Linked DNA regions of Homo sapiens: region 2 is linked to region 1. The links are chromatin loops, found by intact Hi-C in ENCODE. Cell type or tissue: stomach. All regions are shown on one strand. Links, peaks and the distances in the headings refer to the core of each region. The heading gives the core; the rest is flanking DNA.

Region 1 (8,337 bases), core at 38-8,037:
TTCCTTGGAAATGTATTCAATTTTTCTAGAAAAGAATTCTCAATATGAAGGTTTTCGATGGTTCTGTATGCAGTGGCAAGGAAGGCACTGGAAAGCATCAATGATGCAGCTATATGGCAGACAGAATTTTAATGATGCCTCTGGTTTTTGCACAATGTCTCGCTCCTGCTATCCAAAGCTAGGAATCCGATAGCCAAGGCCCTCCAGGCTTCTAGCAGCCTGATCAGCCACCACATTCCCAGAGGCCCATGACATGCATATTCTGAGCATCCTTTACTCCACTTCATCTACAATATGCTTTTTCTGATTGTCCACAACCAAGAAATAGGATGAAATCTCCAGTCTGCTCTTGGCCATCCTCATTCCCTTCTCTTTAGTGTTATGATATTTTTTTCTCTATGGAGTCTCAGAAGAAAGGGAAGTAGTGAACACATTATTTAAAAAATCAAATCAAAACCTTATACATACTTTTTTTTTATCATACAAGAACCTCTGGGTCTATTTCAGAAGCTTAATATTTGGTGCCCAAAATATTTTATCCTGGACAATCTTATATTGCACAAATCTTAATTCAGAGTCATAAAAGTCCCCCAAACTGGCTTTTTAAGCTGGTGCATAAACCCCATTGATGATAGTCTTATCCTATTTTTGTTTATGCTCATGTGCTTTCTCACCTGTTAAGAAACTTGCTAATTCTATTATGCGACTCTCTGGCAAAGCTTATCAAAGCTTCAAATTAATTAAGCAGTGGCAGCTCCCAATTTCCTTTTCTTACTGGCAAAAATTTGTTTCACAGAAAATGTTTAGAAAGCTTAAGTTGGTAACAGCTGATTGTTGACCTGGAAATAAGAGGTCTTCATCAATATGTTAAGCGGTCAGGATACTTAAAGAAAAACATCTATGGAGACTTCTTAGCATGCACTCTAGGCAAATACTTGCTGTCCTTCACCATTATTTCAGGATTTTTTTTTCCTAAAAGCATAAGAACAAACACATAAATGATAAAAGCAGAATTTAGGCCAACTCTAGCTTGCCTGCCAAGTAGGTAAGATGCGGTGGCAGAATACTGGCTACACTTGTGCCTGTATCACCATGGAGACCCTACTCTGACCATCAAATAATGGGATTCTAATGAGGAATGCTGCTGAACAACAAGCATGGCTGAGCACAAAGACAGAGCTGCTGGCATTGGAACATGGGAGTGAGCAAGAAAGGGGCAGCCCAAGGGAGAAGAAAAGGTGACACTGAACGTAGGTGTCGTGATGAGAAGAAAATAGGTTGCAGGTGGTGACTGCCTGGAGACCAGCCCAAATCACCTTCCACCTTTACGTGGAATCCAGGCTCAAAGCAGGAGGGACAAACTTGAGTGGGATAAATGTGACATGAAATGAGTCAGTTTGCCCAGAATATGTTTTTACCTATGAGGTGGATTGCATGGGATGGGGGAGGGGGGCTTGTAGGCAGGAGGGGCTGGGTCATGGAAATTAAATGAATTACTTTCCTAATGTGCATTGTTGTTTTTTTTTTTTTTTACACAATTGGTTCACAAAATAAAAAATTAATCCTTACTTTATGTATGAGCTCATCTGGGATTTTGAAATAGCCTCCTGATGCACATCTGTACTTAGACCAATTCTAAATCCTGGACTAGAATTTTGAGTAAAATCATCTCCAGGCAAGAGCCAGGACCAGTGAGAGCTGAGAGGCTCAAGAAGTGATGAGAATAGATTAGATGAACCCTCACTGCTGATATCAGAATTAGAAATGAATTATAACAAGGCTGAGTTTCAAAGAGAAATGCCCAGGATGGGGTCAGGATGCACCTTTCTCTCTCTCCATACAAGCTCTCCCTGAGGGGTCTCCTCTATTCTAAGTGCTCAGGTCCCCTCACAAGCCAATGGCTTCCAAACTTGTGTTTATCTCATCTCTTGCTCTTGATCTCCAGGCCTCTCTACCCACCAACAATCCCTTCTCCTATATATATATTTTTGGGCCCAAATTTTTGCTAAGTGAATTGTTCTGGCTCTAACTATCCTCTCCTTTGCAAATGAGAGGTCTTTCATTCTAAGAATTATCATGGGCCGGCATTTGTAGCTGACATTGAAAATAAACCTCCCCCCTCCCCAGAACTGCCTATAAGATGTGATTTTCTGAAAACCTGCAGGCCTTGGGAATGCAAATCAGAGAAAGATCCAATTGTCACCAACACTTACCAGGGAACACTGCCATTTGCATCTGCACTCCAGATCCCCGGTGGCTGCAAATATATCAGTGGCTCATTCAAACCAGAGCCCAGGCACAGATTGAAAGCTTGAGTGGAGGTGGATTTGGAAAGAGGAATGAAAAGGACACAGCTCTGGAAACTGGGGGGAATGAGCCCGTGTCACTGCCAAGATGGAAGGGTAGGCAGTGCATTCCCACATGTCTGACCCTAAGATTTCAAATTTCATTAGTAGCATCTCCTTTAGCTCAACCTAACTACAAGGAGAACGAGAAATACAAGGAAGTCCCTGCCATGTTTGGGGAGCATTTTTATCTCTGCCCCAGCATCTCCCATTTTCTGCTGAACTAAAAACCTTTCTCTTTCTCAAGATATGTGGAAAAGGAAAAGGAGAAATAAGGAATATCTCTTACTTTAGTCCTTCATTTTTCTAGCTTCCCAACTCTCCAACTCAGACTCTCGCTCTGACCCCCAAGTCAAATATGGCAGGTAGCACTGCCTTCTTTAGGGGTCTTCCAGATTATGCTACCACCACCACCACCACCACCACTCCACTTTTCAGAAACATGTGGGTTTCCACTTGTCAAAAATAAAACAACCCTCTTGATCATTATAGACTTGGGGTCTTGGCTAGAGAACAAATGAAAACAGAATTAAGAACAAAGAGGCGGGGCATGGTGGCTCAAGCCTGTAATCCCAGCACTTTTGGAGGCTGAAGCAGGTGGATCACGAGGTCAGGAGTTCGAGACCAGCCTGGCCAACATGGTGAAACCCCATCTCTACTGAAAATACAAAAATTAGCCAGGCGTGGTAATACTACTACTAATAATAATACTAATAATAACAAAGAAAAGCAAATAGTTAAGTATTTAAACATTTTGAATTCCATAAATATTGATCAAGGCCCAGTATATACCTAGACTCTTTACATTTAATATTCACTATACCCATCCAAGTTCCGGGCACCTTATAATGCACACATTTGCAAGCCACAGCCCAGCACAAAGGGCACTCCCTAAATGAGAGCAACCACAATCCCTCCTGAGAATCGCACGATGTAGAGATCCACCCTCTCTCCCTTTGAAAAAATACGACCATGGAACATAAGGCTGATCGCATCAAATATAGGAACAGAGGAGGGAGGACTCGCTGCTGGAGGGAGATAAAGCAAGTAGTCCCAATGCAGACAGTAAATGAAGGTGGCACAGGGTTCTCTGGCGTTTGTTGTATTGATGCGCCCAGCGAAAGGAAATTTGGCAGCTCTTTAGAGGTAATCTGCCTTACAAGGGACCGTGAGCTGACTGGCAAGCAACAGAGTTGCTATGCCATCATCATGGTCACATTTGTTACCCTCACTTGCGGAGGAAGAACAGTCACATTCCTCCCCACCGCAAACGTCCAAAGAGATCTGGCACCAAAGAAGACTTCCTGCTTTCCTGCCACAGCCCAAAGCCTCAGAGTCCCCCACAGATTTCACTTCCTCCATAACCTCAGATGCCATTGCTTGTAGTAAATCCATGTGATAGTGCACAGAAGCACACACACATACAGGGAGGTCTTCATTTCTTTCCTCCCTCTTTCCTTCCCTCATTCCTTCTCTTCCTTACCTCCTTCCTTTCTTTCCACTTTTCTCTCTTCCAACTTCCTTCCCTCAACCAATTTATTTATTGGTAGCCTAACACATGGACAGGCATATCTCTTTAATTTAGAAGATAAGACTTTACTACATGCAATTTAAAAGTAAAATGCACCTGTCCCCAAATAAACAGGGACAAATACATGGAGAGAGACAGAATTCAGCTTCAGTTGCATACTTCTGCCCACCACCTGAGCAAAACATACAGCTACACAGGTTCTTTCCTTTGTCAGATAATTCTAGCAACTTTTTGGCATGAAGATAGCATGCACCCACAGAGCTAAGTATATAAATGCTGTCTTACTTCCAATATCTGCAGTGAACCTGGAGTAGAGCTTTCACAATTCAATCCTATTTAGGACCTAGAGACAGGTTAATTCTGTTTAACTCTTATCACTCTTCCCTCCCTCCCACCCACCATGTCAGTCTCTTATGTGGCTCTTCTCTCTGGACCTGAAGCTCTGTTGAGGATTGAGCCCAGTTCTCCAGCTTTGCATTTCCCTCAGGCCCTATACTAATGTGGGAGGCACAAAATACCTATGTCTTATTGCATTATCTTCATGACCTGCTGCACTTTATCCTGAATATTCCATTCCATTCAAACAGATATTCCAACATCTTGTTCCCTTCATGTAACACACAACCATTTTTGGTGCTCCATAATCTTCTATCTCCCCAATGCCGTCCCCCCCGCAAAGAAAGAAAAAACAAAAACAAGCAAAAGACCCAAATCACTGTATCTCTTTTTATGGAAAAATTACAACCAGAATATATTTGCCACTTTTTAATTGATGACCTAAACAGGTAAACTCTGTAAAATATTTGCAGAGATTTATTCCGAGCCAAGTATGAGTGACCGTGGCCCATGACACAGCCCTCAGGAGATCCTGAGAACATATGCCCAAAGTGGACAGGCTACAACTTTGTTTTATACAGTTAGGGAGGCAAAAGACATCAATCACTAAAACTTAAAGTGTAATAAAAAAAAAAAAAGAAAAAAAAAAGACATCAATCAATATAAGATGTATATTGGCTCAGTCCAGAAAGGTGGGACAACTGGAAGGGGGTGCTTTCAGGTCATAGGCAAATTCAAAAATTTTCTGATGGACAATAGGTTGAGTTATTATCTACAGGCCTGGAATCAATAGAAAGAAATGTCTAGGTTACAATATGGGGTTGTGGAGACCAAGGTTTTATCATGCAGGTAAGCCTCCAGGTAGCAGGCTTCAGAGAGAATAGATTGTAAATGTTTCCTATCAGATGGAGAGTCTATTAGTCTTAAGGTCTGTGTTGATGTTAATACTGGTCAGTTGGGCCTGAATTCCAAAAGGAAGGAGGATGTAATGAGGCATGTCCGACTCCCCCTTTCTATCATGGCCTGAATGCGTTTTTCAGGTTAACTTCACAATGCTCTTGGCCAAGAGAAGGGGTCCATTCAGATGTTGGGGGGCCTGGAATTTTATTTTTGGTTTACAGAATTCTTAAAATGGTCTTCAAAATTATATATAAATAGGGCCGGGCACGGTGGCTCATGCCTGAAATCCCAGCACTTGGGGAGGCTGAGAAAGGCAGATCACTTGAGCTTAGGAGTTTGAGACTAGCCTGGACAACATGGCAAAACCTTGTCTCTACAAAAATTAGCCGGGCATGGTGGTGCCTGTGGTCCCAGCTACTCGGGAGGCTGAGGTGGGAGGATCACTTGAGCCCAGGAGGCGGAGGTTGCAGCGAGCTGTGATCACGCCACTGCACTCCAGCCTGGGTGAGAGAGCTAGAACCTGTCTCAAAAAAAAAAAGTATATATATATATATATATATATATATATACACACATATATATTTAAAAAACCAAAATTATATATAAATATATTTTTTAACCATATCACATGTAATAAAAAGCCATAAGTAATTCTGGTTTTAGATTAACAATTTCCACTCAAAGTTTTAGTGTTTGAGTAACCTGTCCTACTATGTTCCTGGATCCCAGAAAAGTGAAGGACTCAGGATGAAGGCTCACCCAGCGACGAGGGGAGAAACTTGGGTTTAGACGTTTGATTGGTGTCCTCAAGAAACCCAGGAAAGTTCCCTGGTTACAGCTTTAGCGTTTAAGCAAGCCATCCATTTACAAATTGGAAGCATTTTTAAGTTTGATTGCAGAGAGGCAAGCTGTACCTCTCTCCCTTTGGTGGCCGCATGCCCCAGCATTTTCTGCCAGCACAGATTTAAAATATTATCTATGTATTCTTCTCTCACAAGAAGGCTGGTGGCTCTCAGTCCAGGTCTTTCCACTTTTCTCTCACACTTCTCTCTTATCTCCTTCCTCTGCTGCCTTCCCCAAACATCTAGGTAACAGAAAAACATCCGGTGGTCCTAGGAAAAGAAAAAAAAACCGTGGGCTTCCCAAGGCACCACCTCTCAGTCTCCTGGTACCGACTGGCACAACTCCCAGCAATCTCACCCTCTCTAGGAAGACCTTCACAGTCCATGAGGTGGCTTCATAGAATTTTGAAATCCCCTCCCCTAAAATCATCTGGTTCCAGGTTTATTCAAAGAACCAGATTCTACAAAGCACCACGAAGGATAACTTTTTCTCTTTCCATCACTGCCTTTGGTTTTACTGTTTAACAGCTTTCTTCTGCGTTTAAGAGCAACCTTTCAGGTCTAGACATGTCAGAAATCAAAACAACATTATTTTTAGGTAAAAGATTAAAAAAAGGTTCAGTCCTATTACAATCAAAACTGTTATCTCCCATCTCATTTTAAGGTGCTCTCCCTCTCTCCAGCAAGGCCTGGGCCACAGAGCTTTACCCCAGTTCCAGCAATGAGAATGGATCCGATAAAATCTCTTTTCCTCACCTTCCTTTCCCTGCTTGCTCAACTGCTGCCAGTTTCTGGAGGCAGGAAGGGAGGGAAGAGGAAAAAGTTTAGGTAATTACTTAACTAGTTCCGGTGCAATGTGGCTACTCAATGCCCTCTGGTTGACATATGCCCAAATACTAATGAAGCGGGAAAAATTCCCTTATTCCCTTTGCAGATTATGCCACAGGGGTGTGGCTCGATTCTTTGGTGCCCCGCTGCTCAAACCCCTAGCCGGAACATGCAGATAAGCAGGTCTTGGGGAGCTTTTTTGGGCTCCAACCCCACAGCAGCATCTAGGGCTGAGTGTTTACAGTTCCCAAAGAAGCCCCAGTGGGCGTGTGCTACAGTTTACTCTTTGAGCTTTGCCGTCTGCAGGCAGCTGGTGTCAAGCGGCTCAATTAGATCCCTTGACTTATTGCAAGGACAGAGGGCTGTCTGTATCCTGAGTTCTTGTCCCAGGGTACTGGGAAAATCGAATCACGTGGGCTTGGAGGATGGGTGCAAGGTTTTATTGAGTGGTGGAGGTTGTTCTCAGTGAGGTGGATGAGGAACCAGAAGGGGATGGAGTGGGAAGGTAGTCTTCCTTGGAGTCGGGCTGCCCAGCGGACAGACTCTCCTCCGACTGCCCCCAACCGAATGCCACGTCGTCCTGCCCTAGATGGCGTGCCGGTGTCTGCTGGTGTCTGTCAGTGTGCTCTTGTGCCCCTCTGCTCCTCTCAACGTCCAGCCACTTGTGTCTGTGTCCGCTTAAGGTCTTGGGCTTACACGGGTACAGGATGGGGGGCGTGGTGGGCCAAAAGGCAACTTTTGGGGCGCAAAAACAGAAATGCTTGTTCTCATTTGCGTCCGTGGGCACAAGCCCGAGGGTGGAGCCCTTGTCAGGGACCCTGCCCTTCTCTACTCAGCACTTCCCTGCCCCCACTCCCCTGTCACTGATGGGCAGAATAATGCTCCCCAAAATGTCCATCTTCTAATCTGTGGCACGTGTGAATGTTACCTTACGTGGCCAAAGGGACTTAGCAGGTGTGATTAAGTTCAGAACCTTGCAATGGAGAGAGGATCCTGGATTATCCATATGGGCCCTATTTATTTATTTTATTGAGACAGAGTGTCACTCTGTCACCCAGGCTAGAGTGCACTGCCTTGATCTTGGCTTATTGCAACCTATGCCTCTGGAGCTCAGGTGATCCTCCCACCTCAAGTAGTTGGGACCATGGGGACCAGCCACCACGTGTGGCTAATTTTTTTTTTTTTTTTTATAGACAGGGTTTCACCACATTGCCCAGGCGGGTCTCGAACTCCTGGCCTCAAGTGATCCACCCACCTTGACCTCCCAAAGTGCTGAGATTACAGGCATGGGTCACCACACCTGGCCAGATAGGCCCAGTTTAATCCAAAGGGTCCTTAGGCAGGAGGGTGAGAGTCAGAGAAGTGAGTGACAATGGAATCAGAGATCAAAGTGATGCCATTGCTGGCTGGGAACTGTCAGCCAAGGAATGAGGGCCGTCTGGAAAAGCTGGAAAGGGCAAGGAAAGGGATTATCTGGAGCACTTCCAGAAGGAACACAGCCCTGCCAGCACTTTGACGGTAGCACAGTGGAATCTTTGCTGGACCTCTGACCTCC
Region 2 (8,337 bases), core at 194-8,193, 190 kb before region 1:
CACCTGTAAAGTGGAGATAATAACCTTTTCTTAGCAAGGCTATTGTATTATAAATAATGTGTGTGATGGATGAAACTGGAGGTCATTATCTTAAGTGAAACAACCAAGACACAGAAAGACAAATACTGCATGTTCTCATTTATAATTGGGAGTTAAATGATGTGCTCACAGAGTGTGGAATAATAGACAATGAAAACTCAGAAGAGTGGGGAGGAAAAGAAGGATGGATGATGGGAAATTACTTAATAGGTACAATAAACATTACTTGAGAGATGGATACCCTAAAAGCCCTAACTACTATGCAATCTATGCATTTAACAAAATTATCTCCTAAATTTAATACAATTTTTTAAAAAAAGCAATAATGTATGCAATGTCTTCATCATGACGGCTGGAAGTATGTTGTCAGTAATGGTAGTCATTATTGCTAAAAGCTAAGTTTCACTCCTAAGCAGCTTTGCTGTTTCTGTGGTATTTAGAGTCTCTCCCATCCTTGCCTACTGGACCCCAGCTTTTCTGCCCTAGTGTCAGCCAGCTGAGCTAGTGTCCCCCGGAATTTGCATGCATGAACTCTCCCTAGCTCCACCAGCCCCTGCCTCTGTTCCTTGTTCCCCAGCCCTGACTTTGTGAATCTTCCTTTCACGGCCTCAAGTCGTCTCCAGTTCTGCTCTAAGCTGAATCATCCTTTCTAATGTATAGTCCTTTCTTCCTTACTCAGTCCCCAAGTCTCCTTCCATCTGTCTCTGTCCCTCCACACATTGAATGGTCTTCAGTTACCTTGATATCTACTCACATGTCTCTCCATCTTCCCCATCTCTCCAATTTCCCACTCAAATTTATATCAACACATCATACATTTATTTTAGCTCAAGGGAAAAAAATATAAATATAATCCATATAAATAAGACACTGGCCCATTTACATCATTAGACAAGTCATTCTTTCTAATTATTTTTTTCATCTGAAACTTCTTCTAACACCTTAATTTTGCACGCTGACTTTAGAAGTGTTTACTTGTATATTTCAACTCGTAACGCCGCATGGTCTACGCATACAGCTTATACTCTCGCTCCCCCCATCACACACAACATTCTAGAAGCATTACTCACCATAATACCACCTTTCTTTCTAGAAAGGCCCAAAAATCACTGCTGCAACATTTTTGATCTGGGCCTCTTCTCTCTTAACATGGCCTGGGTCTCGAGCTTTCTGCAAAGCAGCAGATCTTCGTACACACAGGGGAACAGAGCGGCAGTCAAAAGGCTTGATCAGGCAGCTGTCCGCTGCACTGTGGCCCCTGCCTCACCCCAGGTTTCTGCTTCTGTCGTGCCCAGCCTGCCCTTGGAAGGGCTGGGTAATCTTACTTTGAGTTTGTAGTCTTGCTTATAGATTAATGAACAGACTCCTTCATTTATCAACATTCACTTATTTATGTTTCCTTCCTTTCATATTTTAGTTACACTTTCTGCACCCTGGGAAATTCTTTTTAGGATCTGACTATGAATCTTCCTCTATTTCCATTGGTTCCCTGAGCAATCTAACCAACTTGCAATCTTTGTTACTGTTAATTTGCCTATGACATATAGATATATATATTATTATATACATATTCTTTCCCTTGCACCTTTTCCTATTACATATATATTTTTATGTGTATCATATATAACACATATATATGTATTATATCTATAATATATGTTATATATAATATCCTATGAAAATATATATGGATCATATATATATAATAGGAAAAGGCGTAAGGGAAGGGAAAATAATCCATATATGTTTTCTTGGTTGGGCGCAGTGGCTCACACCTGTATCCCAGCACTTTGGGAGGCTGAGGCAGGTGGATCACGAGGTCAGGAGTTCGAGACCAGTCTGGCCAACGTGGTGAAACCCCGTCTCTACTAACAACATAAAAATTAGCCGGGTGCAGTGGTGCATGCCTGTATTCCCAGCTACTTGGGAGGTTGAGGCAGGAGAATCACTTGAACCCAGGAGGCGGAGGTTGTGGTGAGCCGAGATTGCACCACTGCACTCCAGCCTGGGCAACAGGGCGAGACTCCAACTCAAAGAAAAAAAAAAGAATAGATATGTGTGTTCTTTCCCTTGCACTGTTTCCTCCCTAGTCTACCTTCTGTTTTGTCATTCAGCAGACCCAAGCTCAATTCCTAGCACGGACATGACTAACCATGTAACCAATGATTTATTGTCCAAATTCAAAGAAAAAAGAAATCCAAAGATCAAAGAAAAGTGTAGATGATCTCAGATGGCTCTTCCACCTCTGAAGCTTATGGCCAGATGTGAACCTGCTCCTTTAAATGTGAACCTCCTCCTTATGGCCGGATGTGAACCTGCTCCTTAAATGTGAACCTCCTCTTTATGGCCGGATGTGAACCTGCTCCTTAAATGTGAACCTGCTCCTTAAATGTGAACCTGCTCCTTATGGCCAGATGTGAACCTGCTCCTTTAAATGTGAACCTCCTCCTTATGGCCGGATGTGAACCTGCTCCTTAAATGTGAACCTGCTCCTTAAATGTGAACCTGCTCCTTATGGCCAGATGTGATCCTGCTCCTTTAAATGTGAACCTCCTCTTTATGGCCGGATGTGAACCTGCTCCTTAAATGTGAACCTGCTCCTTAAACGTGAACCTGCTCCTTATGGCCAGATGTGAACCTGCTCCTTTAAATGTGAACCTCCTCCTTATGGCCGGATGTGAACTTGCTCCTTAAATGTGAACCTGCTCCTTATGGCCAGATGTGAACCTGCTCCTGTATTTTTTATGTTCTTCATCTCCTAAGAAGTGGTCCCTCTCATAGTCACAGGAGTGGATACCTGACCTAAGCTCATACAACTCAGAATGGGTAGAGCTGAGACTTGGGCCTAAGTCTGGCTGTAAATTCCATGTTTTTCCACGAATTGTTTTCCAATGATGAGACGAAATTCAGGGGAAAGAATCTGGGCCTCTGAGAAAGCTACTCTTCTGCACTTATAGCCTCTCCAGAGTAGTTTTCTGATCAAATTTTAAAGTGTTCTGGGAGGCTTCAGGAAAGTAGCTCATCCGTGAGAAAGAAAGAAAATAACCTGGCAGAAGCTGGTTACCTTCTGAAATCCCAACTCCTGAGCGGGGAGTTCTTGCTTGTAAGATCGCTTTCTGAATGTCCTCATGGTTGACTTAACATCAGCTGAGTCTTCTATGAAATGTCTATTTAACGTGACTAGAAATGCATGCCAAGAGATTAACGCTGAGCGGGGCCAAGTCCCAGCTGAAAACGGGTGTAAGACGCAGGGGACCCAAGATTTTCTGCCTGATGATACTTACTTTTCTTTCAAACATGAAATAAAACATACCCCCCACAGGGGATCCACCCTTCTTTTGCTCCCCCATCTAATTAGAAAGATTGACTTGTCTAATGATATAAATTGGCCAGTATCTTCTTTATATGGATTATCTTTATAATTTTTCCCTTGAGTTAAAATAAATGTATGATGTGTTGATATAAATTGGAGTGGGAAATTGGAGAGATGAGGAAGATGGAGAGAGTTATGAGTAGATATCTATCTAAGTTACTTATTTCCCCCTCCAGGCCCAGTTGGCTGTTCCTCCTCTGTGCTGCCATGCTCCCCTGCACACTCCTCTGTGGGGTGCTTGTGACCATGTGCTGTTCACTGACTCGTCCCTCTCCGTCACTGTACTGAGCTCTTGGATGGATGAGCTGGATTTCATCTCTGAGTTCTCAGTGCCTAGCATAAGGCCTGATGCTGAATGAGTATTCATTCAGAGTGTGTATGTGCGTGTGTGCGTGTGTGTGTGAGAGAGAGAGAGGAAGAAGGAGAGGGAGAATGGGGGGTGGAAGTGAAGGGGAAAAGAGAAAAGTAAAAAGGGGAAAAGGGAGAAGAAAAGAAGTAAAAAATGAAGGAACGAGGCCAGGCGCAGTGGCTCATGCCTGTAATCCCAGCACTTTGAGAGGCCACGGTGGGTGGAACACCTGAGGTCAGGAGTTCGAGACCAGCCTGGCCAACATGGTAAAACCCTGTCTTTACTAAAAATACAAAAAGTAGCCGGTCATGGTGGTGGGTGCCTATAATCCCAGCTACTCAGGAGACTGAGGCAGGAGAATAGCTTGAATCCAGGAGGCAGAGGTTGCAGTGAGCCGAGATCATGCCATTGAACTCCAGCCTGGGTGACAGAGTGAGACTCAGTCTCAAAAAAAAGAGGGAACGACTGTGAGATACGTCTGGATCAGCACTTCATTCCTTACCTGACTCCTGTAGATTTCTCTAATAAGAGGCCCATTCATGGTGCTTTGGATCTCTGGGAATAAGTTTTAACTCACATATTACTCTATACCACAGCCCTCGACATATCTGAATATTCCTCTGTCTCCAGTGATGGTTACTCATGTAGATGGCTGTAGGGGAAAAATCGGGGAACTGCTACTAGACATACTTGTCATGGTGTCGCAGGGCCCTACCTCTGGTGCCTCAGATTCCTTTTCGTTTGATAGATCGTGGGTCTGTGGACTAGCTCAAATCTGGAGATTTGGCAAAGGATCCTGACTTTCCAGTGGGGTGACTGTCCTTAGCCTTTTTCTTCTACATTCTTGATCTCTTTCAGTTATGTATATTCAGCAGAACTCTTGTTAGCTGCCCACACAGCCTGCCTCAAGAACACTATGTTCTGTGAGCCATCTCCAAAGATCCCTGCAATTCAGCCTGCTCCTATCTACCAGTTCAACCTTTCTGCCCAATAGGGTAAGTCCACCCGCTTTGCATCTGACAGTTAAGCACTGCCACCTGGCCTCTGCTGTTCTAGTTATCCATGTCCCCTTGCTACTAGAGAACTCAGTTCTGTAACAGCAGCTCCTAACATAATCCACCCCAGCTAATACTTTCTTTTACAGCACATTCTTTTTAATCATCTTGCTAGGCAGAGTGTCCTCCAGGTCTCCTTGGGAACATGATCAGCCGATAGGCTTTTCGGTCTTACATAGTAGATCCATTATAGCATTTCCACTCTTCTAAGCCTTTTGATCCTTTCCTTTATCGTCTTCCAAGGCAATTTTTGGCATCTCCGCTTAATTTAATGAAGGATGTTACTTTTTCCAAGCTTCCATGAGTCAGCAAATAGCATATATTTGACTCATTTTCCAAGCTCCTTGCCAGCGTATTAAATCCTGCATGATGGGAGAGTGGCTTCATGTTAACAAACTCTTCCTTATCCAGCTTTATCTTCCAGTCACCCCCTGGATCCACTGGCCTCTGGATCCACCCACAGGCATCTCTCCTAGTACCTGCTAGTGCACATTGGCCCATTCTTGCAGGAGCTCTGGGGTACAAAATCTCTTTTCTGTGAGCAGCCTCAGATCTTCCCCAGCTTATGTTGATATTTAACCCTGTGTATGAATCGGGTAGAAGGAGAAGAGGAGGGAGCAGTTTCTGAGGAAGACAAGCATCGTCTCGTAAGGCACCAACTTTATTTGAACTCTTTGCATATTCCTAAAGTAAGAGAGGGTGCCATATCTTCCAATAAGGGAATGAGATATTTCTGCAGCCCAAGGGAGTTCAGAGAAATCTGGGTGTTCAAAGTTCTCAACTGCATTTATCTAGAAATCTTTACACCAAGACTGAGTCCCACTCATTCCCTATCATGAGCCAGTCTTTGCTACAGGAGATTTGGTTAGACTGAATGAATCTTCTTTGAAATTCTGTTACTTTTACAGTTCAATTCTGAGTCTTCTCTTCACTTTGTCAGCCCTTTGACTGCAGGGAGTGTCTCTTTAATTGCTGCCAAAGAAGCTTTCTGACTCTCATACCTTTAAGTAGAGCTGAGCGTGTCATTTTCTCTCCTCAACAATGTTGGGGCACTTAGCAAACATTGACTGAATTCCACAGTCCTTATAGTTACTGTTTTCCTTGAACCTTTCAAATACTGGTGCAAAGAGGAGAAAATCTTAACAACTGCATTCACTCCATCATCTCATTGCTCTGGGGTCTATCAGTACCTCCGCTGATGCAGTTCTCTCTGACATCTGCCAGCAAGTGACCCACCTCCAGATTGTCTGCTTTTAGAACCACTTCCAAGAGACTTGGATTGGGCTCCCTAGGAGCGGAGCCTGAGACAGGGATTCCTGTGGAAGTGACATATGGTAGAAATGCTGTCTGGGAAAAGGGAGGAAGGCAAGCAGGATAAGCCAAGGGCAGAGAGCTAACCCGGGATATGGTTTCAGCCACATCCCATAGGACCTCCATAGAGGTGATCTTGTGATGAAACCAGTGGAATGGCTTTTTGTATCTCTCTGTCAGGCAGTCTGCCTCGGGCTGTGGGGATTTTTTGGGGAGGGGTAGAGTATAAATTTGCATGAGGTGGTTTCTGTTCAGCCTACTGTGATTCCCTGAAGGGGAGGTTGTAAGCATTTTTAGAAGACAATTCTCACAGTAGCAGGGGGGTGGGTGTTAGAGTGTGAGTGTGGGGCAGAGAAGCATCAACAGCTCCCAATTCCATGACATGTTCCAAAAAGTCACCTAAGAGAAGACAGAACTTTTTGATATTTAGGGAGAGAAAAGTCTAATACACAAACGGATTTGGCTTAAGCAACTGGACAGAAGATCCCAACATCAAGGAAATGTCAAAGCTATAGATAAATTGTGTGTTTGCATGTATAGGGTTAGATCCCTGGTTAATTCTCATTAAATTATAAGTTTTTGTTGTCCTCAGGACTGCTGCTAACATCCCATTCTCAAAAAGTGAACAGGAGGCAAAAATAAAAGTTAAAGAAAAAAGCTTTATCCCCTTTACCCTAATTCTGGAAAAGAGCATCCAAGTATTTATGTAATGGTGAAGAAGAGAAAACAAATTTAAAATCTGGTCATTTCTCTAAGAATGGTATTTAGTGTTAACCATATGAAAGAAATTGCCAGTAAATCTAGGGAAAAAGGGTATATGTATGTATGTATGGGTGATTTTGTGGAAAACTGTTCAAAACAGTTTTGAACCGTGCAGGTTCATGGCCTTCAGAACAATAAAAAATAAATTCAGGAGAAAAAGTTGCAAACAAATTGTTTTACCAAGACCACATGGTCCAGGCATACTGGAAATAATGACCAAGAGATGAAGAATTATCCCTCATACAAATATCTATCTGGTTAGGCCAAAGAGAGAACAACATCAAAAACAGCTGTGATAACACTGTGAAGATTTCAAAATATCTCACAAATTTAAAGTATTCTACTGGTTATTGTTTCTGTGTTAAACCCAATGTGTATACCCAATCTAAATACCCTGAGCCCAAGATAACAGCAATGCATGACTAAAGGAATGTGTAGCATATGGTTCACTAAAGACCACCAAACATCTCGACCTCCCAACCAGATTAACTGAACCCCTCAGACTTCAAGCTCAACCGAAGAAGAGGTTTGTTCATGTCCAGATTTTAAGTGTTTTTCTTAAATAACTGTTTTCACAATTATCCTTGTTTATCTGGCCAGACAGTCTGCAGAGCTTCCCTGTCAATCATAGTTGCTTTAAATCTGCTCACCAATAGTTACAATGTCTGGATCAGCTCTGCATTGAGTTCTGTTGTTTTTTTCTCTTGAGAATGAATTGTTTCCTTGTCTCAAATTTTTTTAAAAAAGGCTGTAAATTGTATGTAGAACAGCTGAAAAACAATCCATTTTCAAGAGTAAAAAACAATGGAACTCAATGCAGAGCTGATCCAGACATTGGAATGATCGGTGAGTAGCTTTAACACAACTATGATTGACAAGGAAGCTCTGCAGACTGCCAGGCCAGTTAAACAAGCATAATTGGTGAAAAAAAGCATTTAAGAAAAGCACTTCAAGTCTCTGGAAATTGTACTGAGAGCATACAGCAAACAAAGAAAACATTTACTTAAGAAAATCTATCAAAGCTTGGTCAGAAGAGTGAGAGTCTATGATATTTGAACTACAACCCACTACCTTCCTCCCACCTCCCAGCTCATTACGATAGGAAATCCACTCCAGGCACGTGCAGCCAAGAGCACTGGGCTTCTTTACTATCAGCTCCCAGTCAAGGGCTCTGGTATCTTCCCAGAAGGGGTAGGTAGCCAAGCATTGCTCATCCCTCTCTTTTCCATGTACACATTGCAGAAATTAATTTCCAGGAGAGGAAAGACGAGAGGTCAGAGACTTCCTGCTATTACCCAGTCCTCACTCATAGGGCAGGGGACCTGGCTCGAGAGAAGCATGCTGAGGATGCTAGGATCCCACTCATCCTCACTCACAGAGTAGAAGCTCTACACCAGAAAAGGCAAAGCAGGAAGTGCAAAGCTGCTACCCCTGTCTGCCACCCTGAA

The links. Peaks named below come from ENCODE experiments on the same cell type or tissue, not always from the same donor. Only the 100,000 strongest peaks of a DNase experiment are listed, where the experiment ranks them.
Region 2: a loop joins it to region 1, with 6 times the contacts of the local background. A loop is called at or near these places in 110 of 110 quality-filtered maps.

The regions. Positions count from the first base shown.
Region 1 is chr7:143,202,502-143,210,838 of GRCh38, forward strand. LOC124901764 (a long non-coding RNA gene) reads right to left here and starts at 4,213. Exons shown (of 2, transcript XR_007060567.1): 1 at 675-4,213. In stomach, for the core only: no CTCF peak of the experiment used is centred there; no DNase peak of the experiment used is centred there.
Region 2 is chr7:143,008,930-143,017,266 of GRCh38, forward strand. No RefSeq gene overlaps it. Among named protein-coding and RNA genes, the nearest start is that of OR9A2, 14 kb to the right of the region's middle. In stomach, for the core only: no CTCF peak of the experiment used is centred there; a DNase peak (open chromatin) is centred at 5,132; H3K27ac peaks cover 825 bases.